2 separate regions of the Homo sapiens genome follow, and region 1 is linked to region 2. A link is a loop called in an ENCODE intact Hi-C map of the cell type or tissue named here. Cell type or tissue: GM12878. All regions are shown on one strand. Each heading gives the region's core, and the rest is flanking DNA. Links, peaks and the distances in the headings are about the cores only.

What was found. Peaks named below come from ENCODE experiments on the same cell type or tissue, not always from the same donor. Only the 100,000 strongest peaks of a DNase experiment are listed, where the experiment ranks them.
Region 1: a loop joins it to region 2, with 6 times the contacts of the local background. A loop is called at or near these places in 14 of 110 quality-filtered maps.

The regions. Positions count from the first base shown.
Region 1 is chr22:20,449,390-20,461,539 of GRCh38, reverse strand. It overlaps KLHL22 (kelch like family member 22), which reads left to right. Exons shown (of 7, transcript NM_032775.4): 5 at 3,540-3,732. LOC124905085 (a long non-coding RNA gene) reads right to left here and starts at 565. Exons shown (of 3, transcript XR_007068014.1): 1 at 434-565. It also overlaps the pseudogene KLHL12P1. RefSeq lists a silencer at 1,612-1,810 and enhancers at 4,775-5,276, 6,025-6,194, 10,057-10,226, 10,374-10,543. In GM12878, for the core only: a CTCF peak has its summit at 5,095; a DNase peak (open chromatin) is centred at 5,109.
Region 2 is chr22:20,151,479-20,163,628 of GRCh38, reverse strand. No RefSeq gene overlaps it. Among named protein-coding and RNA genes, the nearest start is that of CCDC188, 6.5 kb to the right of the region's middle. RefSeq lists an insulator at 6,352-6,589 and a silencer at 7,949-8,243. In GM12878, for the core only: a CTCF peak has its summit at 6,451 (motif pointing left); a DNase peak (open chromatin) is centred at 6,428; H3K27me3 peaks cover 133 bases.

The DNA of each region.
Region 1 (12,150 bases), core at 1,813-9,812, 300 kb before region 2:
TCTCTGTCACCCAGGCTGGAGTGCAGTGGCGTGATCTCAGCTCACTGCAAGCTCCACCTCCTGGGTTCACACCATTCTCCTGCCTCAGCCTCCCGAGTAGGTGGGACTACAAGCGCCCACCACCACGCCTGGCTAATTTTTTGTATTTTTAGTAGAGACGGGGTTTCACCGTGTTAGCCAGGATGGTCTTGATCTCCTGACCTCATGATCCTCCCGCCTTAGCCTCCCAAAGTGCTGGGATTACAGGCGTGAGCCACCGTGCCTGGCCACAGTCTAATGAATTTAACAAGAATTCCAGAATATTTTTGTACCAACTCTAGGGTTCATGTCTGAGTTTACAATAGGATGATACAAATCTGAGTTAAAGTGACTCTCCTAGTCAGTTTCAGCTGCTATAACAAATACTATAGATGGAGTGACTTAAACAACATACCTCTATTTCTCACTGTCTGGATACTGGGAAGTCCAAGATCATGGTATTGGCCAGTTTAGTCCCGGTAAGGTCCTTTCCGTCTGTGTTCTCACATGGTGGAGAGAAAGAGCTGTAGCCTCGGGCACTAAGCCCATCATGGGGCTCCACCCTCATGACCTGATCACCTCCCAAAGGCCATGCCTCCCACTACCATCACAATGGGGGTTAGGCCTTCAACATAGGGGTTTTGGGGGAATCCAAACATCTAGTCCATAGCAATAAGTAAAATTGTTTATATCTTTATATGCAAAAATAAAGCTTATTTTTATTAGAAAAATATTACTTGAGGACTTATTCTCATAAAGTAGAAAATTAATTCAATAAAGAAGAAGAGGGATACAGGACACAACAGGGAAATAAGAAATCAGTGTAACTTTGGCTATGTCTAAATTATTGACATATGGTATCACTGTTGGTGTCTTTTTTTTTTTTTTTTTTTTTTTTTTTTTTTTTTTTTGGGGGATGGAGTTTCACTCTGTCGCCCAGGCTGGAGTGCAATGGCATGATCTCAGCTCACTGCAACTTCTGCCTCCCGGGTTCAAGTGATTCTCCTGCCTCAGCCTCCCGAGTAGCTGGAACTACAGCCACACACCACCATGCCTGGCTAATTTTTTTATATTTTTAGTGGAGACGGGGTTTCACCATATTGGACAGTCTGGTCTTGAACTCCTGACCTCGTGATCCACCCGCCTCAGCCTCCCAAAGTTCTGGGATTACAGGCGTGAGCCACCACGCCCGGCCCTGTGTGTGTCTTTAAATTTGAAGCCACAAATCCACATGAACTCAGCTTAAAAAGCTGTGAGGACAATAGACTCGAAGGAGCAAACAGGAGCACATGGAGGGTCCTATCTCACTCTGGTTGCAGACACTTGGGGTGCAGATGGTGATTGAGCCAGACTGAACACAAGAGAGGAGAGACTTGTATATAAAGGAGGAAGGCGCACAGGAAAGGCAGTGAACAGCACCATCCCAGCCAGTTGACGGGGCCCCTGTGAGTGCTGTGCCCCAATCCTGGACTGCTGGTCCCCTGCCAGACCTTCTTCTGGCTTGTGCCCCAGGTCATGCAGGTCTCAGACCCTGCCTTCTCAGGAGGCCTTTCCTGATCACTGCAAGGGAGCTCTGCCCTCCCCAGGCCCCGCTGACCAGCAGGTCACTCATCTTCTTACCTCCCTTTCTTTCTTTCACAGTGTCTGTCATTATATTAAGCACTCATTTGCTCTGGTTAGCCTGTTTCCATTCTGCAGGGGAAGGCAGGGCCCTGACCTCTTGAGGCTCCCTCTGGATGTAGTGCTGAGCACTGTGCCCCATCCACAGTGGGAGACCTGGGAATGTTGGTAGAGTGAATGAATGATTCATTGCTGGTAATCTTACTCCTTTGTTTAATTCATTCAGCAGACAGAACATAATCTGTCCTGAGCCAGAGGCTACACTGAGGTCTAGGAATATAGAAATGAACCATGATCCATCAGAACCCCCAAGTTAACAAGGACACTTTTCATGCTCGTCTTTTATGATTCTTCTTGATAGCTTTTCTAGGCAGGTGATATCACCTCATTGGACAGGTGCAGAACTGAGCGAATCCCAAGAGATTAAAACTGATGCCCAGGCACACCCAGCTAGACAGGGAAGAGCCCAGGATTCACACCAGGTCAGGGAGACCCAGGTGTGTGTTCCCTCTCTTGTTGGCCCTGCCTTCTGAGGCTCCTGTTTGCTGCATTCCTGGTAGGCGGCGGGGAGGGGCTGGCCACACTGCAGGGGCTGCAGGAAGCAAAGGATGAAACTGATCTTTTCACTAACCAGCATAGGGCACAGGCCAAAGAAAACTTTGGTTACTCTCTTGTGAGCCAGTTGAAGTTAGACTTGTTCTCTTTGGAATAGGTCTTCCTCTGCAGAAATAAAAACACTTGTCTGAAAGAGGCTGTAACTATCTGTGGGCTGTTGGGCAAGGACACTTCAGATACTGGCTTTGAGCTCACTGGGTCCTGGCCCCTCATGGCTCTGTGATCATCTCTGCTCCACATTGCAGGCCATGCTCCCTGTTGGTGCTCAGCCCAGGAGCCCTCCTTGGGTCCTGGCCAGACTCCTCCACCCTCGTGGGCCTGCCGCAACCAGTCTAGTGCCTTTTCTCCCATGGGGGTCCCTGGAATCTCACACACCCTGCCCTTACAGAGCCTGCAGTCCAGGGTGGGAGTTAACCCTTTCCACTTTCCCAGAGAGGGAGACCTTGAGTGGAGGGGAGGTCAGGAAACGCGGGGCTGGCAGCATGGTGGGAGGAGGTGAAAGTACGATGACCAGAGCCTTGTGTGTGCGGCTGTTGACAAAGCTGAGGGTATGATGGGTGCTGTGTGCAGGGCGTGCCTGAGAAGACCACTCCTGATGGAGTGCTGGGGGAAGTTCAAGGCTTGGAGGCCAATGAGGGGGCTGATGGCACCCATCCAGTGGAGAGGCTGTATTTGGAGGCCCTCCTGAGTGGGAGCAAGGCTATGTGGATGATGAGATGAGGTAAGTGAGATGGAAGTGGCTGTACGAACAGCCATTGAGGCTGAGGCAGGAGGATTGCCTAAGTCCATATCCCAGGTGTCAAGACCTTGTCTCTATCAAAAAAAAAAAAAAAAAAAAAAATAGCGGGCGTTGTGGTGCGCACCTGTAGTCCCAGCTACTTAGGAGACTGAGGTGGTAGGATCACTTAAGCCCAGGAGGTCGAGGCTACAGTGAGCCATGATTGTGCCACTGCACTTCAGCCTAGGGGACAGAGAGACCTCTCTCCACAAAAAAAAAAAAAAAAAAAAAAAAAGAGCCATTGGACAGCCCAGGTGGACAGTTAGGTGGAAACACAGGAGGCTCCTGGCCATTCCTTCCATGCTGTGTGGTGGGGAGCACCTGTGCTCAGGTGTGTAACAGCCTGTGGGCCTGGCTGTAGATCGGTGTGCACTGGTATGTGGGGTAGTTGGGGAGGGTTCAGGCTGGGCTGAGGCAAAGCAGAAATGGGACCAGAACAAGAGGTGCAAGCCTGCGGAGCAGCCTCCCTGCCTAGTCAGTGCTGTGCTTTCCTCATGTCTCGGCACAGGTATGACCCACGGCACAACCGCTGGTTCCAGATCCAGTCCCTGCAGCAGGAGCACGCCGACCTGTCCGTGTGTGTTGTAGGCAGGTACATCTACGCTGTGGCGGGCCGTGACTACCACAATGACCTGAATGCTGTGGAGCGCTACGACCCTGCCACCAACTCCTGGGCATACGTGGCCCCACTCAAGAGGGAGGTAAGGAAGCCCTCGAAGAGGGGCCTTCTCCTGCCTAATTTCCTTCCCCAGGATGTGCAAAGAGTGAGAGGCCTAGGTGTCAAGGCCTGTCCCAGGTCAGAGAAACAGGCTCAGTGAGCAGAATCCATGCTTCTCCAGAGACCCTGCATTGAATGCATTGATGAGGCCCCATGAGGTTCAGCCAGTCCACCTGGGGAGGCTCATCAAGGATCCAGACCCCATTGCTCAGAATTGTGCCCCACTTGTGAGTCTTACATGCTGAGACCTTGTCACACCACCTTGGCCCTGGCAAGCTGCTTAAACCTTGTAGTTCAAATGTGGATAGAACATTTGCTCTTTGTGCAGCTGAGACGAGCTGGGACACTTCCAGAGATGTTAAACAGGAAGGGACCCTGAGAGCTCACTGGCCTATCCTCAGACCTCTTCCCTCTAGGTCCCCTGAAGGGTGGCGCCTTCCAGAGCCAAGAAACACTCTAAGGTTTTATTTTTTATATTAAATCCTATGTTTGAATATTGGGACAACTTGAAAAAAAAATCACGTGCATCCTATATAATACCTTGGTTTATTCCAATTTGAAGATGTTTAAAATTATGTTCATTATGGAAAAATGATGTTTTAGGGAGGTGCCTCTCTTTTATCTTACGACTTTGGGGTACTCAGGCCTGGTGTAACAACCAGACATGGGATCCCAGGGAAGGAACAGGCCTTGCTGGCCCCCTACTTCCTGGGTCTCAGCCTCCGAGAACAGGGCATACCCTAGCAGTACTAGGGGTACCCTAGCAGGGCACCCCGCTAGTACTGGCATAGCATTTGTGGAGCACCTGCTATGGGCCAGGTACACCTTTGGGGATAACCGAGCACCTGAGAGGCAGAGGATGGTATGGGGGGCAGGTTCTACCTGCACTGCCTCAGGGAGTTTAGCAAGAGCTCTGGCCTTTGTAAGCCTCTTTCCAGTATCTCTCATGACCCCCAATTCCCCCAGGGACTTAGACTTTGACTTCAGGGGTCAGGGCTAGTGTCTCCTCAATGGATCCAGCTCTTCTTTATCCAGGTCATTCACACAGCCCACACAGATTTCTGTCTCTTGGGCAGCTGTGAGCTGCAAGCTGTGGCCTGCTCCTTGCTCTCAGCTTCTTTGGGGAGAAGGAAGCCTCTTTGGAAGGACACTCCGTACCCCCATCCTGGGGAAAGGAGCAGATTTTGCATGGAGAAGATCAGGAGGTCCTTGAGACCAAGTGGACAAGGAGGGCTCTTGGGTTCTGTTCCAGGAAGGGTGTTGGGGGAAGCCTCCTAGGTGGGTGTTGTGGGAGGGGCTTAGCAGTTTCTTTGTCTGCGGCAGCTGGGGAAGCAGCAGTTCTCCAGCTTGGCCACAGAGGGGCAGCCTTGGCTTTCAACCAGCTGCATCGTGGCTGCCGGTGTTCCTTCATGCACGCATTCATTCCGCAACTACTAAGCACCATGTACCAAGTCCTGGGAATCCAGTGGTGACAAGAAATGAGAAAGACTCCCCACTCCATGGTGTTTACAGCCTTGTAGGAGAAACCACTCTTAACCAGAAAACAGATCAGTAAAGTGGTTACAATTATGGTAAGTGAAATGAAGAGGGGGCTGAACTGGAGGATTTCCAGGGAGGGGGCTCTGGTAGGATGAATCTAGAGGGACTTTTTGGGGAATGTCCATCTGAGGAGATGTCAATTAGACCTGCCATTTACAGAGGGAGGAAATGTTACTGGGAATGTGTCCTCGGTTCTTGTCTTCTTGGTTAAGACTTTAAGCAAGAGACATGCATTAACGAAGATAAGTGTAAGGCAGTTTATTGCAAAAGTGAAGGTACATTCTGAAGGCCGAGTCAGAGCAGGCTGCTCCAGAATAAGATCGCCCCAACTGGCATGGGAAACCTCCCTTACAGGAGGCTTACATGATTATTCATAAATGGGCGGGAAGAGGTGTTACTCATAAGCATGTTTTGTTTGGGTGGTCTTCTAGCAGCGCATGCACTGTGGCTCTACGTGCTAGTGTATTTATCGCATGTCTCATTAGCATCTTAAATCTTCACCCAGGAGGTGTGTTTTTTACCACTGCAGTGAACAAAAGGTTACTTTCGAAGCAAGCAAAACTGGGGCAAACTATACAACACAGGCTCCCGGGGGTGGAAAGTTCCTTGTGGGGTTAGTTCCTACTTGAGCTGGATAAGCTTAACTGAAAGAGGGGTTGGGACTTTTGAAACCCCAGGTGTGGTTAACATGTCTCAGAGGTCATAGTCCCTCTGGCCATGCTAGGGGCTGAGGCCAACCTGGAGTCCACTTCCCTGCTCATATCTAACCATCTGCCTAGTCTAGCAGAAGGACCTTCCAGGGCAGGAGAGGGGCTCACAGCTTTTCCTGAGCAGGAGAGGAAGCATGGGGCATGCTTGTAGAAGAAGGAAGCCCAAGGATCAAGAGCAGAGCAAGCGAGGCTGGCCCTGGGTCATTGCGTGGTCTGGGCTGAAGACAGCAGTAGCCTGTGCTGGCACACAGCTGTGGAGCTGGAGGGAGATGGGAGGGTTCAGAGTGTAGCGTGGAGGTAAACTGATCAGGCTTGCTGATGGATCAGATGTTGGGGAATGAAAAAGGATAGGTCATGTTGGCAGGGCGCGGTGGCTCACGTCTGTAATCCCAGCACTTTGGGAGGCCCAGGCGGGGGGGATCACCTGAGGTCAGGAGTTCAAGACCAGCCTGGCCAACATGGTAAAACCCCATCTCTACTAAAAATACAAAAATTAGCTGAGCATGGTGGCAGGCGCCTATAGTCCCAGCTACTCAGGAGGCTGAGGCAGGAGAATGGCGTGAACCCGGGAGGCAGAGGTTGTAGTGAGCTGAGATCACACCACTGCATTCCAGCCTGGGCAACAGAGCAAGACTCTGCCAAGACTCCGTCTCAAAACAAACAAACAAAAAACCTCACAGGATTGGTACACTGAATATTACAAAAAGCCGATGAAAGAAATAAAAGAAGATGTGAATAGATGGAGAGACATACCAAGTCCATGGATTGGAAGAGTAAGAATAGTAAGAATGTCAGTTCTTTCCCAACCCAATTAATAATACATATATTAATACAGAATTCCTCATATTGATATAGTATTAATACAGGAATACTAGTATTCCTATCAAAATTTCAGGAAGGTTTTTTGTACTATTAAGGGAAAATGAAAATTGAAGCTGAGGTTTGGATATACCCCTAGGCCAACTGCCTGTAGCCATGTAACTGAAACTTAAGCTTTCCTCCCTCAGTGTGATAGCTTTACAAAGAAAGCTTATGCAGCTCCACATGCACAGTAGGGAACAATATTCTTCCTCATTCATGCTTTATAAACTGTGTTGTAACTGCTGTGAATTGGGGCTTCATACCACTTCCAGTTTGGGGTTTCCTGGTTCATGAACTCTTCTTTTACATGCACAATAAGCTTTTTAAAAATTTTTTTATTTTTATTTTTTTTGAGACAGAGTCTCGCTCTGTCACCCAGGCTGGAGTGCAGTGGCATGACCCCGGCTCACTGCAACCTCTGCCTCCCTGGTTCAAGTGATCCTCCTGCCTCAGCCTCCCAAGTAGCTGGGATTACAGGTGAGCACCACCATGCCCAGCTAATATTTATATTTTTAGTATCATGAAGGTTTCACCATATTGCCCAGGCTGTTCTTGAACCCCTGGTCTCAAGGGATCTGTCTGCCTCGGCCAAAGTGCAGGGATTAGAGAAGTGAGCCATCACATCCAGCCTAAAATTTTTTTTTATTGCTGGTCGCAGTGGCTCACGTCTGTAATCCCAGCACTTTGGGAGGCCGAGGATGGTGTATCGCTTGAGGTCAGGAGTTCAAGACCAGCCTGGCCAACATGGTGAAACCCCATCTCTACTAAAAATACAAATATTAGCTGGGTGTGGTGGCACACACCTGTAATCCCAGCTACTGGGGAGGCTGAGGCACAAGAATGGATTGAACCCAGGAGGCAGAGGTTGCAATGAGCCGAGATTGCGCCACTGCACTCCAGCCTGGGCGACAGAGTGAGACTGTCTCAAAAAATAATAATAAAATAAATTTCAAAATAAATAAAATAAATTTTTTAATTTTGATTTGATTTTACTTGTGACATTAGATGTAAATGAGATTATTCTGAAATGTATATATAAAGGCAAAGGAACTAGAATAGCTCAAATAATTTTGAAAAAGAACGATAAGATGGGAGGAGTCTGCCCAATTTCAAGATTACTACATAGCTACAGTAATCAAGGCTGTGGTATGGATACAGTGATAGACACATAGATCAGTGAAACAGAATGGAAAACCCACAGACCTGAGTAAATATGCCCAGTCATGTTACACATGATTTTGGACAAAGGTGCAGAAACAATTGAGTGGAGGAAAGATATCTTTCAGCAAATAGTACTGGAGCAATTAGACATGCGTCGGCAAAAAAATGGATATCAACCCAAGTCTCATACCATATACCAAAATGAATTCAAAATGGTTTATGGAGTTAAATGTAAAACCATAAAACTTCTAGAAAAAAAGAAGAAGAAAATCTTTTTTTTTTGAGACCATTGATTTTTAATATTTTCTTAAAAAAATACAAAAGAAATTAACTCTGTAGTACAGGTCAGTACACTTCAGGGAAAGAGGGAAAAATGGAATTTCAGAGCAAAGGTTGTTTAGGTTATCACATTCCCACACTCCCAATACCCATAAAACAAGAATTTCACTCCATGACACAGAGGAACATTGAATGATAGCTCAGAAATGTTGATAGCTGAGGTACTGAAACTAACAAAAGGATTTTGGTTGTCCTTGATTATTCTGTCCTGTAATGAATAAAATCTACACTAAAGGACAGGTAAGGAAAACTTATAGCAGAAAAAAGACTAAATGTACCAATCACAGCAGTACAAACCACTCCTTGGCAGAAGTGTGCTTCTAAAAGAATGGGGCAGTAATCAGGTAGCTGAACTACTAGGCTACTGTCACTCCCAGTCCATCCCCAAATAAATAGTGTGGAAGTGTAATAGTGTAGTAGTATTTGATTCAACAAAGAAAGGCTTTCACCCCCATTCAAGGTTAACACTGCCATGGCTAGATGACCCCTGGCAGGCAATAAGATGACTGTAAAATCACAGGTACTTCTAGTTTATCCCCAGTTATACTGAACTCCCACATTTATGTCATCTTCTCTCATCCCAACATTGGTTCACTCTTTTATGCTGTCTCCAGTGTGAAAGACCTTGGGGAAATAAAAAGATCATTCAAAGAATATACCCTTCTCAGTCTTCCAGGTTATGTAATACTTCAGTGCTGTTCTAGGTTCACTCACATTCCATCAAATTCAGTTTAATTCACTGATTCTAACTTCAATTCTGATATACAAACCCTGACCTCCAAAAGAAGTGTCAGATGAGTATCTCTCCCTTGCCCCCAAAGTTTTGTGGGGCTCTCCCTTTTGTTTCCCTTTAGAATGGAACTGTGTTGCCCCTAGCTACCTGTAGATTAGAAAATGTATTTGTTCCTGGAAAAAAAAAAGACTTGGATTTTACCAAGTTTACTTAAATTGGTATCTTTCCAATCATCTAGGCTGGATATTGCTCACATCTAGTAGGCTATACTCACCTTAGTTCTTTGCAACATATGAGGCACAACATACATATAGTACACCAAGCACGTGGTAAGTTAGAAATGACAGGAAAGTGCTCCCCAAAGTAGTGGGAGAGGTAATGTGGTCTCTCACATCCATTCAATGTGCATTCTTTTCCCTGGAGTATCTGTTACCCACCCTTCTCAGGAACAACAACCAGGACGAGGGGGAGTATGTGTCAAATAAGTACAATCATCACTGCACTGGTGCCTGTAATCACCCTGTGCACATAGTGAGAAACAGACATTCTAGAAAGGATTCTTGATTCTCCCACTAACTGTCCACTGGACTGGTCACTAGCTCTGGATGGTGCTCCAACAATGGTCACTTCTTGTGGAGAACACACACACCAGCATCACAGCGCTGGGTTCCCATGGATGTCACGACTTCCCAGCTGTTGATGATAGGGTTGTAACATTCAATGCTACTTAGCAGGGACTTACCTTCATATCCTGCAATTGCATAGAGTCTCCCCCGAAGCACTGTGGCCCCTACATAGCATCGTGGAGTGGTCATACTGGTGGCAGTTGTCCGGGAATCAGTGCGAATGTTGTATGCTTCAACGGAAGAAAGGTGGGCTGTACCATCAAATCTCCCCACCACATAAATACGGTCATTCAGCAGGGCTACTCCTGCACCAGAACGCTTGGTGGCCATTGGTGTAACATTAGTCCAGTGTCCTGTATGAGGGTCATATTTCTCAACTGAATTTAAGATATTCAAGCCGTCATATCCTCCTAGACAGTGGATCACTCCACTGGCCACTACGAGTCCGGCACCTTCCCGGGCTGTCTGCATATCTCCCAGCATGCTCCTCTGGTCAATGTTTGGATCATACCGCTCCATACTGGTGTGACGCCTGCTTCCATCAAAGCCTCCAGAGACATAGATCAAATCTCCCAGGGTGGTGGCTCCAGCAAGACCTCATCAGACATTCATAGGGGCCACAGAATACCAGACCCCATCCTCATCTGCTGTGTAGTCTAGACATTCCACTGAACTAAGGCTGGAACGACCATCACAGCCACCAATGACGTAGATCTGGTCATGTAGGGACACTGAGGCCACATAACATCTCTTACAAGTGATGCTTGGCAAAAAGCTCCACTCCTGAGTCTTGGGGTCATATTTCTCTACTGCATCGATGGGAGACTGCTGGCTTCCGAAGCCCCCAGCCACCAAAAGCACTTCATTGGCTCCTAGGCGAGCCCTTGTCCTGGGTCCCTGCATCTGACTCTGAAGTTCAGGCCTCAGATGAAACTTCTTTGCTTCATCAACCAGATCCCTGCATTGTAAACCATAGTGGATGAAAGGCTCAGCATCTATTACATCTGTGATATACCTGAGGGTTAGCAGGGGCATCTGCATATACTGTAGCAGGCTGGGCAAGGAGTCTTTCTGCTCTTTCTTGGCATGCTTCACCCAACTGATGACAGCCTCAAAGACTGGTTCTTCAGGATCCACCTGAATTTCATCGCACTTGATTAGCTTTTCCACCTCTCCTTGCCTCAGAAGAATGAACTCTTCATGCTGTACCACTTCAGGAAAATTCTTCTGGCTAAAAACCTCAGCTGCTTGTGTCAGGTCAACACAATTGTGGGTTTCAGCAAAATCCCTAATACCCAGGCAATTAGAAGGGTCCAACTGACTTTCTAAGAACTCACAGCAGGCTTGTTTCACACCTTTCAACTGAAGCAGACAGGCTGCAGGAAGCAGTTCCTGTACATTCTCCATGTCACATGTACTGTTTCCGTGTACACAAAGTCCAATAAAATTTCCATGGTAGAGGCAGTCAAACCTTGGATGTCAACATAGGGTTTCCCCTTCTATAAAGGTCACTAGTGAACATGGCACAGAAGTAATCACTACAGGCAGCCAGCACAATCTCATGGGCAGGAAAGTCTTTCTGCTCTACTCAATGTCACATCACAGAAGGTATTGCTCTTCCCAACGGAGTTCATTGAACTGAGGATTGATTTAGCATGAGTATTTGTCATTATGTCTTTGGGGGCCATAATGCCTCCCATAAAGCAGTGCGGAGAAAGAACAAAAATAGGTCCTTGGATTCTGCAACTCTGCTTCTGATCCCACACAGCCGCGCCAGGGCCTGTCCCCAGCCTGTGGGGATGGAGTGGGGTGCGGGTCCAGCAGGTGGCTCAGGAGGAGCCGAAGCGTCGCCGCCGCCGCCCCGGCCCGGAGGCTCTGGAGCTGTCCGGGTCTGCTCCCTGCGGCCACGCGACGTGATGACCAGAAGAAAATCTTGAGGATCTAGCTAGGGCTAGGCAAGGAATTCTTAGACTTGACCCCAAAAGCATGAGCCATAAAAAGAAAAATTGATAAGCTGGACTTCATCAAAATTAAAAAATATTTGCAAACCACCTATCTGACAAAGGACTAGTATTAAATAAATACATATATAAACAACTCTTAAAACTCAATAAACGGCCAGGTGTGGTGGCTCACACCTGTAATCCCAGCACTTTGAAAGGCTGAAGTGAGCGGATCACGAGGTCAGGAGTTCGAGACCAGAGACCAGCCTGGCCAACATGGTGAAACCCCATCTCTACTAAAACTACAAAAATTAGTTGGGCGCGGTGGCACACGCCTGTAATCCCAGCTACTTGGGAGGCTGAGGCAGGAGAATTGCTTGAACCTGGGAGGCAGAGGTTGCAGTGAGCCGAGACCGTGCCTTTGCACTCCAGCCTGGGCGACAGAGTGAGACTCCATCTCAAAAACAAAAAACCTTGGCAAAATACTGC
Region 2 (12,150 bases), core at 1,774-9,773:
TGGTGGTGGTGGTGGTAGTGATGGTGGTGGTGGTGGTGGTGATGGTGGTAGTGATGGTGGTGGTGGTGGTGGTAGTGATGGTGGTCCTGGTGGTAGTGGTGGTAGTGATGGTGGTGGTGGTGGTGGTGGAAGTGATGGTGATGGTGGTGGTGGTGGTGGTAGTGATGGTGGTGGTGGTGGTGGTGGAAGTGATGGTGATGGTGGTGGTGGTGGTGGTAGTGATGGTGGTGGTGGTGGTGGTGGAAGTGATGGTGATGGTGGTGGTGGTGGTGGTAGTGATGGTGGTAGTGGTGATGGTGGTAGTGATGGTGGTTGTAGTGATGGTGGTGGTGATGGTGGTGATGGTGGTAGTGATGGTGGTGGTGGTGGTGGTAGTGATGGTGATGGTGGTGGTGGTGATGGTGGTGGTGGTGGTGATGGTGGTAGTGATGGTGATGGTGGTGGTGGTGGTAGTGATGGTGGTGGTGGTGGTGGTAGTGATGGTGGTGGTGGTGGTAGTGATGGTGGTGGTGGTGGTGGTAGTGATGGTGGTGGTGGTGGTGGTGGTGGTAGTGATGGTGGTGGTGGTGGTGATGGTGGTGGTGGTAGTGATGGTGATGGTGGTGGTGGTGATGGTGGTGGTGGTGGTGATGGTGGTAGTGATGGTGATGGTGGTGGTGGTGGTAGTGATGGTGGTGGTGGTGGTGGTGGTAGTGATGGTGGTGGTGGTGGTAGTGATGGTGGTGGTGGTGGTGGTAGTGATGGTGGTGGTGGTGGTGGTGGTAGTGATGGTGGTGGTGGTGGTGATGGTGGTGGTGGTAGTGATGGTGGTGGTGGTGGTGGTAGTGATGGTGGTGGTGGTGGTGGTAGTGATGGTGGTGGTGGTGGTGATGGTGGTGGTGGTAGTGATGGTGGTGGTGGTGGTGGTGGCAGTGATGGTGGTGGTGGTGGTAGTGATGGTGGTGGTGGTGGTGGTGGCAGTGATGGTGGTGGTAGTGGTAGTGATGGTGGTGGTGGTGGTAGTGATGGTGGTGGTGGTGGTGGTGGTGGTGATGATGGTGGTGGTGGTGGTGGTAGTGATGGTGGTGGTGGTGGTGGTGGTAGTGATGGTGATGGTGGTAGTGATGGTGGTGGTGGTAGTGATGGTGGTGGTGGTGGTGGTGGTAGTGATGGTGATGGTGGTGGTGATGGTGATGGTGGTGGTGGTGATGGTGGTAGTGATGGTTATGGTGGTGGTCGTAGTGATGGTGGTGGTGGTGGTAGTGGTTGTAGTGATGGTGGTGGTGGTGGTGGTGGTGGTAGTGATGGTGGTGGTAGTGATGGTGATGGTGGTGGTGGTGGTGGTGGTAGTGATGGTGGTGGTGATGGTGATGGTGGTGGTGGTGGTAGTGATGGTGATGGTGGTGGTGGTGGTAGTGATCGTGGTGGTGGTGGTGGTAGTGATGGTGGTGGTGGTAGTGATGGTGGTGGTGGTGGTGATGGTGGTGGTAGTCATGGTGGCGGTGGTGGTGGCAGTGATGGTGATGGTGGTGGTGGTGGTGGTGATGCTGGTGGAGCTGACCATGATGGTGGTTATGGCCATGCTCATGGTGACAGTGGTGATGATGTAAGTGGATTATCCACCCAGAGTTTCCTGGAAAAACAATTTCTGTGCTTCTCCAGGGCTGCCTGGTCCCTCCCTGCCTGGGGTTGGTCCCCAGAGGCAGGAAGAGCAGAGCGTGGACTGAGCCTGACAGGGCAGTCAGTATCTTGAGCTCGCAGAGAACATTTAATCTTAGTTAAAAGTAAATAAGTTCAATTACTGGGAGGGGAAGAAGGGCCCAGTATTTACCGCGAGCATGTGGAGTGATTACTCCAGGAGGTTCCCTCGGGATGCCAGGCTCCATCCCCACTCCTGTCAGGTTCACCCGTGGCAGGTGGGAGGGAACAGCATGGGCCCACCCTGCCCTTGGGCCCCCGGAGGGGCATCTCCCTCCTACCCCCCAGGGCAGGGGCTGCAGCATTGGCAATGCCCCCTTCCCTCCCCCAGCCCCCAACTCTTGGCAGTGTCCTGGCCCACGGACCCCTGGATTCCTGCATGTGGGCACACCTCAGCCCGTGGCAGGACACCCCCAGGCCCTCACTGGCTCTGTTGCTCACCTGCTGTGTTACCTCAGAGGAACCCTGCCCCTCTTTGAGCCCCTGTCCTCACCTGGGAAATGGGTGATAAAGGCAGGTGCCGGGGGATGGAGGTTGGTGCTGGTGGTCAGTGTCCCTGTGACAATGACCTATTGGCTATGCAGAAGGTGGGCCTCATCTTCTGAACTCAAGGAGTCCTCCATGAGCACAGCCCTCAGCCACCAAGATCCCCCAAACTCCCATAGTTCCTGAATCTCCACGGCCCAGTTCTGAGACAAGAGCCCTGGGGCTTGAGGCCCCTCAGGCAGGGCGCGGTGACAGCCCGTCGGAAGAAGGGCTTCCTCCTGCCCATCCTGGCTGGGCGCTGTGCTAGGCTGCAGGAGCCTGCATTGGGGTGGAACAGCTTTCAGGGGAGACAGAGTCAGATCCAAGGTCAACTGCCCAGCTCAGCCCAGGACTCTAGCCCTTTGCAACAAGATGGGCCAGGCCCCTCGCTGGAGTCTGCTCAGCAAGGGGCCTGTGGGTCCCTGGGCAAGCACTAGCCGGGTCCTACCCTCAGCCTGGGGCCTCCTTCCAGCCTCCTCCCTGGTGCAGCCCAGCTAGAGCTCGTTCATCCCCTGGGGGCTCCTGCCTCCCCCTTCCCTGGCCCTGCACTGGGTGAGGGCGCATCTCCTAGAACCAGCCCCCCAGAGTCTGCTGAGATTAGGAGACCTGGAGGTTACCCCAGGGACACCCTGCCCCTGTGCCCCAGACGGGTGTCCCCCCAACTATAGGTGATGAATGTCGAGGAGCTGCCATTATCATTAGCGTGAAATGTGCCGCCTCTGCCAGGGAGGAAAATCCCATCTTGGAAATACACCTCAGATGCAAGTTCAATTTCACCCACGGGGCCATAAAACCCTTTTTCCAATCACCTGGTGCTGTTGGGGGCCGGCATCATTAATCCTGGAGATGTTATTTAGAGCCAAGACATCACTTGGGGAAAAAATCAGGTCCACACTCCACCAGGAACCCCTCTCTATTCCCTGCAGAGCCCTCAGGAGATGGACGAGACTGCTCGGGCACCAGGAAGGGAGGGGCAGGGACGCAGCCACCCTCACGGCCCAGGAGTCACGCCTCACTTCATCAGCCCTCATGCCAAAACGCAGACCCTCCCTACCAGAGATGGGCCCGTCGGCAGATGGGAAGACTGAGGCCAGAGAGGGCTGAAGGAGCTGGAGGGCTGGAGGAACTGGTGGGCCAGAGAAGCTGAAGGGCTAGAGGAGCTGGTGGGCTGGAGGAGCTGGAGGGCCGGAGGAGCTGGAGGGCTGGAGGAACTGGTGGGCTGGAGGAGCTGGAGAGCTAGAGGAACTGGAGGGCTGGAGGAGCTGGAGGAACTGGTGGGCTGCAGGAGCTGGTGGGCCGGCCGGCCCAGCTCCACTTGCCCTGCCTGCCCCCAGCAGACACTGCCCTCCTCTTCGTCCCCAAAGCCCCCACCCGGCCCAGATCCTCTCCTGAGATCAGTATCATCCCACAGCCTTTTATAAAAAATCGTTTCCTTGATTATCGAGGGTAACAATGAAAACATGTAATTGAATCTCCAAGAAATTACCATTTTTATAACTTGCGCCCAGTTCCCGAGATAAATTAAACGCCTCCCCTGTATGGTGAGCCGCTCACTGCGCATCAGAGAGGGGCTGATACTGCCCTTTATCATCGATGCGGGACTTACTAAGAAGAATGCCTCACACTGCCTCCCGGGAGGCTCCTGGCACCTCCAGCTCACGGCCCTGAGTGGGCAGAGTTGGCCGGCTGGAGACGCCGGGTGGGTGGTCGGTTGGGCCCCCTCCTGATCACTCCTGGCCTAGCTGCTGGCTAGCTGGGTGGTGGTGTGGGTGGTGGGTGGGAGGACTGGTCAGGGTCTTAGTCCAGGCTCCCAGGAAAATCAGGCCTGCGTGCTGGCCAGGCAGCAACAGCTTTCTGAGCAGTGCAACCCTGGAGCCAGAGTAGGAAAAAGGCAGGGAAGCCGGGCAGGAGGAAGGAAGCGGAGATGGCAGAGAGGGAGGATTTACCCACCTGCCCCCCACCTGCTGGCCAAAGCTGATCCCACCCAACTGCGCCAGTGCCCAGAGGACCCATGACATTGCAAGGTCAGGCAGCAGAGCGGCTCTGGGGGAGGCAAGGCCCCGCTGAGGCGAAGCACCTCCTGGCACAGGGTCCGGGAGCAGGTTGGGGCAGCAGGGTGGCCACACCCACCCAAGGAGCTGCTGGGTTGGTCAGCAGAGGGGCGGGGAGGTGGGGCCAGCTCCTGGGATGGGCTGTCCATCTGTGAGCGGCTGGTAGTGGGTTTCCTGCTGGCAGTTGCTAGCAGCTGGGTTCTCGTGGCTGTTTGGCTGGCTGGGGGCCGTTTGGGTTGTGGGGAAGCAGAAGGCTCCAGCCTGTGGATTCAGTTTCCTGAAAATGTCTGCAGGCTGCACTCAGCAGAGCCAACTTCAAGCAAAGGACCCAAGAGTGACACTATTCTCGTGCAAACCACCATCCACAGTAGCCGGTTGCCTGAGAGCCCAGAGCCACCCCCTGGGGAACATCCACAGATCAGAACCCTGGCAGTGGTGGTGGCACAGCGAGGAGGGGTGCTGTCAGGGGACAGAGGACCTACTCCCTGAGGATGGGAGAACTGAGGCCCAAAGAGCGGCCTCCCACTTGATCTAGGTGAACTCAGGGTCAAGGGTAACAGGCTGAGGTCACCCAGGAGCCTCAAAGGCTGGCTCTGAAGGTGAGACCTTCTTTTGGGGACGCAGGTGGCCTCGGGTATCCCCTGGCAGCCGGCACAGAGGACTAGAGTCAGGTGGGCCGGGAGGAACACAGTTCAGGAAGGGGCGGGTACCCACACCCACAACTGTGCTCCCACCTTCTCTCCCTCCCCCGCCTGGTCCCTGACTTCCCAGGGTCCCCTCCTCCCGCCACAAGGCCCTGCTGCCCAAGGGCCCACCTGGAGGCTCCAGCGGGGTTTGAAACCCCCACAGTTGGGCAGCAGCACGTAACTTCTCAGCTGTGCTGGGCAGAGGCAAGGGAGGCCCCAGCACCTCTCATCGCAACTCCAACCAACATGGCAATGCGGGGCTGCAGGGGCAGACTGCCTGAGGACAGGGCTGGGCTCAGACCCCAAAGCCCAGGGTTGAGAGAGCCTCTCCTCCACTTTGCAGCCATCCCAGGCCCATTCCTCAGAGCCTGAGGCACCAACTTCCACCTGCTCCCAGCCCCACTCCCACCCAAGCCCCAGATCCCTCATCCCACCAGGATACAGCCCAGCCCACAGCCTGGCTCTAAGAAGTAGGCTTGTCAAGCCTGAGGGCCTCCAAAAGGGCTCTGTCTCCAGGCCCCGGGGAGGGCAGAGGCCCCAGCCCAGGTCAGAAAGGGGCGGAGTGGACGCAGGGCCCCAGAAGGCCAGCACTGAGATCCCTCCCCTGCCATGTCCCCAGTAAACCTCTGGTGTGTCCCCTTGAGGCCCTCATGAGAAGAATAAGGCAAGCAGGGTGGAAATGGTTCGGTCACTCCAGAGCAGTAGCCGTACCCAGCCTCCTGGCCAGCCCTCCTCCCCAGACCAAGGCCCAGGTGGCATCTCCCAGGGCAGTGCCAGTGCCAGCCTCCCGCCCTCCCCTGCTGTGGGGGCCGAGGCAGCAGTTGGAGGTGGGGGCTCCACCTCCCCAGCCTCCATCATTCCCTCTCAGGTGACTCTCCATGTGGTTTGCCTCTTGGAGTCCCTGCAGGGGGACCCTACTGAACTTAAGCTGGCCTCCTGCACGCTGGGAACCCGGCCATCCCTCTGGTTCCTGGTTCTTCCTCCAGATGGGCTCTCTCTTAGCTGAGAGCAGTGCCTACACCCAGGCCACCCTCCGTCCACGGCCTCACTGACCCAGGCCACAGCAGCTGCCACACCCTGGTCAGGGGCAATGGTGACCTTGGACAGGAGCTGGGACCCCTCCCCCAGCCCCAGCTGCCCACTGACAAGTGGGACAACCTGGGGCCAGGCCGGGGCTGCCCGAAGGCTACTATGCTTGGGAAGGCCCCAAGACAGGAGCCCTGCCCCTTGGGAGGGGTGGCAAACGGCCCCGGGACAGTGCCGGGGTGTCTGGGATGATTCGTCTCCATGTGAAATGTGGGATAGACACCCTAGACTCAGCAAGGGAACTTCTGGCTACCTGGCAAGCCCCTGCCCTAGGCCCCATGGGAACTTCGGATCCAAGTGGGGAGGGGGCTCCCCCTAGCACTGCCCCTTCCCTGCCAGAGCTTCGGCTGGGTGGATTCCTCCACCGCAGCCCCCGAGAACCACCTGGCCTGCTCTGGGCACTGCTTCTGCAGGGGCATGGTGCCATCTGGTGGTGAGACTGGGAACTGCACCACAGCTCCAAACGGTACCTGCACATAAGTCCTGGAGACTGAGGGGCAGGCATGGAGGGATTCTGGGGGCCCTGCCTTTCCTCACCTGCCCCTGGTCTCTCCCTCCACCCAGGAGCCTGGTCCTGGGGCACAGAGACAGGCTTCAGGAGCTCACAGCCCAGCACTGTGTTTCCTTCTCCAATGGGCAGCCTAGTCCCCAGCAGGTGCTGGGCGGGCACAGGGCAGTGACGGGGACGGGCAAGGAGTCCTGGCTCTTGGCCCCAGCAAGGACTTTGGAGATGACTTTGTCACCGACCATCAGGCACTCTGCCACGCTGTCCCCCCAGGCTCCACTGTCCGACTAGAAGGTAAGTGGTGGTCAGGGAGTGCCAAGAAGATGGACTGGCCAAGCCGGTGGGCTCCTCAGGGGCAGGGTGTCTCCGGGCCTGGGCAGACAGTTCAGCCCCAGTGACCCTGGAGCCAGAGGCCTGGCAGCCCCAGCATGGCCACTTCCTGGGGCCTTGAAGCCCTGGACACGCCGGCTGACAGTCATTTACTGGGGCTGCATTGTCCATGAGAGGATTTTTCCTTGACATTCTTATATCTCTCTGATTCTTAAATAAAAAATGTGAGAATCCATGTCCAGAGACTCACCCAGGAGGGAGACAAATGGCCTGCCATCGCCTGCACCCTGGGAGCGACTTGGCCATGCTGGGGAGGGGGCAGACAAAGGGTGCGCCCTTACCTCTCTGAGCCTCACCTCTGACATGGGGAAGCCCCAGGGACAGGGAGGTCGTGGGCCCAGCATCCCCAGCACTCTGCCCTTCCCCCCGACCCTGTTTCCAGGACCCGTTTCTCCCAGGTTTTCTGGGACCCCCAACCCTCCACATAGGGCAGCTCTGAGGGCTGGAGAGGGAGCAGATCCTGACAGGCAGCCTGGGTGGGTGTGGGCCAGGAGCCCAGGTTAGAGGGCACAGAGATGGGGTCCTCTGAGGGCTGTGGCTGGCCCAGTGACCCCGAGCTCCATCCATTCAGGGCCTGTTTCCTGGCTTCTGAGATATGCTCGGGAGCAGCCAAGCACAGGCGAGGTGTCTCACACCTGTAATCCTAGCATTTTGAGAGGCTGAGGCGGGCAGATCACTTGAGCCAGGAGTTCAAGACCAGCCTGGGCAACATAGCGAGACCCAGTCTCTACAAAAATAAAACAATAAAGAATTATCTGGGCATGGTGGCACATACCTGTGGTCCCCAATACACGGGAGGCTGAGGTGGGAGGATCCCTTGAGCCCAACTGGAGGCTTCAGTGAGCTGTGATCGCGCCACTGCACTCCAGCCTGGGCAACAGAGTGAGACTCTTTCTTAATAAAAATAGAAAATAAATAAAATGAGCTTGGGGTATGAACATCAAGTCCGCGGTGCAGACAGCAGAACAGCCCCATCTGGCCCCTGCCCTGGGCCGCAGCCTGGCTCCAGCAGGAAGGACTCGGATCTCCATGCTGGGAGTCCCAGCCTCTCCTCCTCTTTGTCCTCCCAGCCCATCCCTGGGCAGCGGAGGAGGGGCAAGGGCATAGGGCGGCCCCTCTGAACCAGGCTCCTCGAGGCCATCTGGACGCCCTGGCAACATGGGCAGGAAGCGGCTTCCATGGCAACTGGCGTCCAGGGAGGCGCTGCCTGGCAACGGGGCCATGGCCCCCCCAGCACGCTGCGCTGGCCACACTTTCCGCCCTCGAGGCCGGGAGTTCCGGCTTCCAGCCAGTGCCCCCGCCGCAACCGCGCCCTGTCCTGCACGACATCCCGGAGCCTGGACCTGAGGCGAACCCCCACGCCCACCCCAATCCAGGACACCGCTTGGCAGGGCGCTTGGCCTTTGTTAGCGTATCTGACCCCGTGAGTGGGGGACCCCAGGGATGGGGATCCAGGGCCGGGGATCCAGGGCCCCATCTCTCCAAGAATCTCCCACCTTTTCGGGCTCAGGGCGATTGGCAAGGACCACAGGGAGGGGTGAGAGGGGCTGGGGGAGGAGGGGCTCTATGGCTGACTGACGGAGCAGCAGTATCCTTCCCCGGCACAGGCCCGGGGAGAGGGGCGGGGGCGTCAGGGAGCTTGGGGTTTCCAGGCCAAGGAGGATGGTGCCCAGGGGCGAGGGTGACGGGAGGACACTGGGCCATCCAGGGTGTCCCGGGCGCCCCCTCAGGGCCACTGGGGAATCTCATCCGGGCCTGGGCACCTACAGTGGGACCTAAGGACCCCGCCCTGCTGTTCGCCCAGGAAGCCAGTGTTGTCTTCCTTATTACAGGAGCCACCTGTCTCTGTGAAGACCTCTCACTCCTCAGCATCCTGGCCCCTGTGGGGCACTTAGCAGGCTGGGGACACACAGAGCAGGTGCAGCCCCCACCCCACTCATTCAGGGACACAGAGAGCAGGGTGCAGCTCCCACCCCACTCACTCAAGGACACAGAGAGCAGAGGGCAGCCCCCACCCCACTCAGGGACACAGAGAGCAGGGGGCAGCCCCCGCCCCACTCACTCAGGGACGCAGAGAGCAGGGGGCAGCCCCCATCCCACTCAGAGATGCAGAGAGCAGGGGGCAGCCCCTGCCCCACTCACTCAGGGACACACAGAGCAGGGTGCAGCCCCCGCCCCACTCACTCAGAGACGCAGAGAGCAGGGTGCAGCCCCTGCCCCATTCACTCAGGGACACAGAGAGCAGGGTGCAACCCCCTCCCCTGCTGCTCAGGGCCTCCTCCACCCCACCCCAGGGCCACCTCGCCTCAGGGCTCCTCCAAGAGGCCTTCCTTAGCCCCCATCCCAAGTTGCCCCATGGGGTTTCGGAGCTCAGCACATCCTGAAACCCATGACATTCCGGCAAAGGATGAACAGGGCAGAGGCCAGGGGAGGGTCCTGGAGGCTACCGCCACCCTCTGGCAGCTAAACAACCTCCAGCAGCCAGGGCCAGGTGTCCAGCCGCCTCTGCTGGGGAGGCCCCACGTGGCACTGAGAACAGGAGAGAGGTCATCTGCAGAGAAGATATTTCGAGACACTTCTTGAGGTGGAGAGCGGAGGCTGACGTAGCAGGACAGCCTGGCGGGAAGAAGGCAAGCGGCTGGCAAGCAGTGGCCTCGTCACTGGTGTGAGGAGACGAGTACTGCGAACAAGCATGGCAGGACAGCAGTGGGAGCTGGTACTGTCCGCACTCCAGACCACAGCCCTGCAGCCCGAGATGCCGCCTGGAGGCAGGAGGCCTCCCTTCCAAGACCTGGCTGTCCGGCTTCCTCAAGTTAACAAGGAAAGAGGAGTGCCCGGCAGCTCTGCCTGTCTCCCCTATAAACAGGGATTGAAAAGAAAGAAAAGCCAGACATTTGAGCACTGAGTCTCATGTGAAGCTCCAAGACTAAACAAACAAAAAAGAACCGCAAGAGAGAAAATGCAGAAAGCAAAAGATTCGCCTCCCCCCAAAGCCACTTTATCCCTAAGAGCAGAACAGAATTCTCTGGAACAAGAAGAGGGGAGCTCAGGGAACAATGGAAATGTCTTGGAAATGAAAAACAGGACTGCTAAAATCCAAAACCAATTTTTTATTTTTATTTATTTATTTATTTTAAAACAGAGTCTGGCTCTGTCACCCAGGCTGGAGGGCAGTGGCTTGATCTCGGCTCACTGCAACCTCCGCCTTCCAGGTTCAAGCCAGTCTCCTGCCTCAGCCTCCCGAGTAGCTGGGATTACATCCGCACACCACCACGTCCAGCAAATTTTTGTACTTTTAGTAGAGACGGGGTTTCACCATGTTGGCTAGGCTGGTCTAGAACTCCTGACCTCAAGTGATCTGCCTGCCTTGGCCTCCCAAAGTGCTGCGACTACAGGCGTGAGCCACTACGTCCGGCCCCAAAACCAATTTTTTAAAAAGCAGAGAGAAAGTGTTTGTGTTTGGGTTCAGGGAAGTCTATCTACAAGCAAAGGTAGAAAGAAGGACTCACAGGATCAATTCAAAAGGCCCAACATTTGACTGACAGGAGTTCCAGAACAAGCAGGAAATGAGAAGAAATGTTATCAAAGAAATGCCCCGTCTCAAGGCAGAATGTGCTCACCAAGTGCCCAGCGTGGTGAGGAAGGAAAGACCCACAGTTGGTGTGACCCCCAGAGGCGCAGGGATCAGAGGGGACCCTGCAGGCTTCCGGGGAGAAGGCTGGCAGCCTGGCCAGCTCTCACCACCAAGGACCACGACCGGCCTTCCAGTCCTGTGGGAAAACGCCCTCGGCCCCAGTTCTCTTCCCAGCCCGAAGTCCAGCAGGTGTGAGGTCAGGGTAAGACGCTTCTAGGCTTGTGAGGCCTCTCAATGTCTCCTCCCACGTCACAGCACACTCCAAAACTCAGTGGCAAAACCACCATGACAGCCCGGGGCTCGATGGTACATGGCCGGCAACTTGGCTAACGTATGGGCCGGTTCTCTGGGGGCCTCGCTGGGCTTGTCCACCCATCTTTAGGCAGCTGGGGACCGGCTGGGACGACAGAAGCCTCTCCTGACCCATGGCCTCTCATCCTGCAGCCCAGCCCAGGCCTCCTGCAGGGAGGACAGTCCCCAGAGCCAAGCAAGAGAGGTCCAGGCCCAGCGCACAAGTGTCGTGCCAACCTCTGCCCACAGCAGCTTAGGAGCAGCCCATTGGCCAAGTGCATCCGAGGCCGGCCCAGAGCCCAGAGGTGGAGACCAGTACCCGCCTCTTGATGTAGGAGGTGAAGTCACCTTGCAGGGGGGCCAGGACACCGGGAGAGGAGGGAACGGGGCTCTTCCTACCATATGAGGACTTCTCCGAGCCAGCTTTCTGAGGGTTAACTGACGGCTGATGGGTTCAAGAAGGAGGACACGGGCACAGGGACTCAGGGGCAGTGAGGGGCAGCAGGGCCGATGGTGTGAGGAGCACCAGGGAGCAGGAGGGAACGGGCCTGGGGCGTGAATCTGGCCCTACTGTCGGATGAGTTCTCTTCCGCCACCCAAATCTGGTCCGACCGTTAACAGCGTGGCCTTCGGCAAGTGACTAAAGGGCTTCCTGCCTCAGCTTTCCCACCCATAAACAGAGGATAACAGGCCAGGCGCGGTGGCTCACGCCTGTAATCCCAGCACTTTGGGAGGTGGAGATGGGTGGATCATGAGGTCAGGAGATCGAGACCATCCTGGCTAACACGGTGAAACCCCGTCTCTACTAAAAATACAAAAAAATTAGCCGGGCGCGGTGACAGGCGCCTGTAGTCCCAGCTACTCGGGAGGCTGAGGCAGGAGAATGGCGTGAACCTGGGAGGCGGAGCTTGCAGTGAGCCGAGATTGCGCCACTGCACTCCAGCCTGGGCGACAGAGCAAGACTCCGTCTCAAAAAAAAAAAAAAAAACAGAGGATAACAATGGCATGTACTGGATCTGGCATAATGTAAATATTCAATACATAGCTAGAAAAGAATGTTTTAAAACCTCAGAGATATATTAGGTGAAAAGCAAAGCTGGGCTACAGGATGACCTCTTCTGTGTGAACCAGGGGCAGGGGACGGCAGCCCACCTCTAGGAGCTTAAAGAGGAAGCTCCTGTCTGCAGGGACAGGAGATAAAGGTGGGAAAAGCTTGGACACCATTTTTATTGTTTGATACTTTTTGAATCCACACTGTGAGTGTGTGTATTATCTGTTTTATAACTAGGCTGGGTGCAGTGGCTC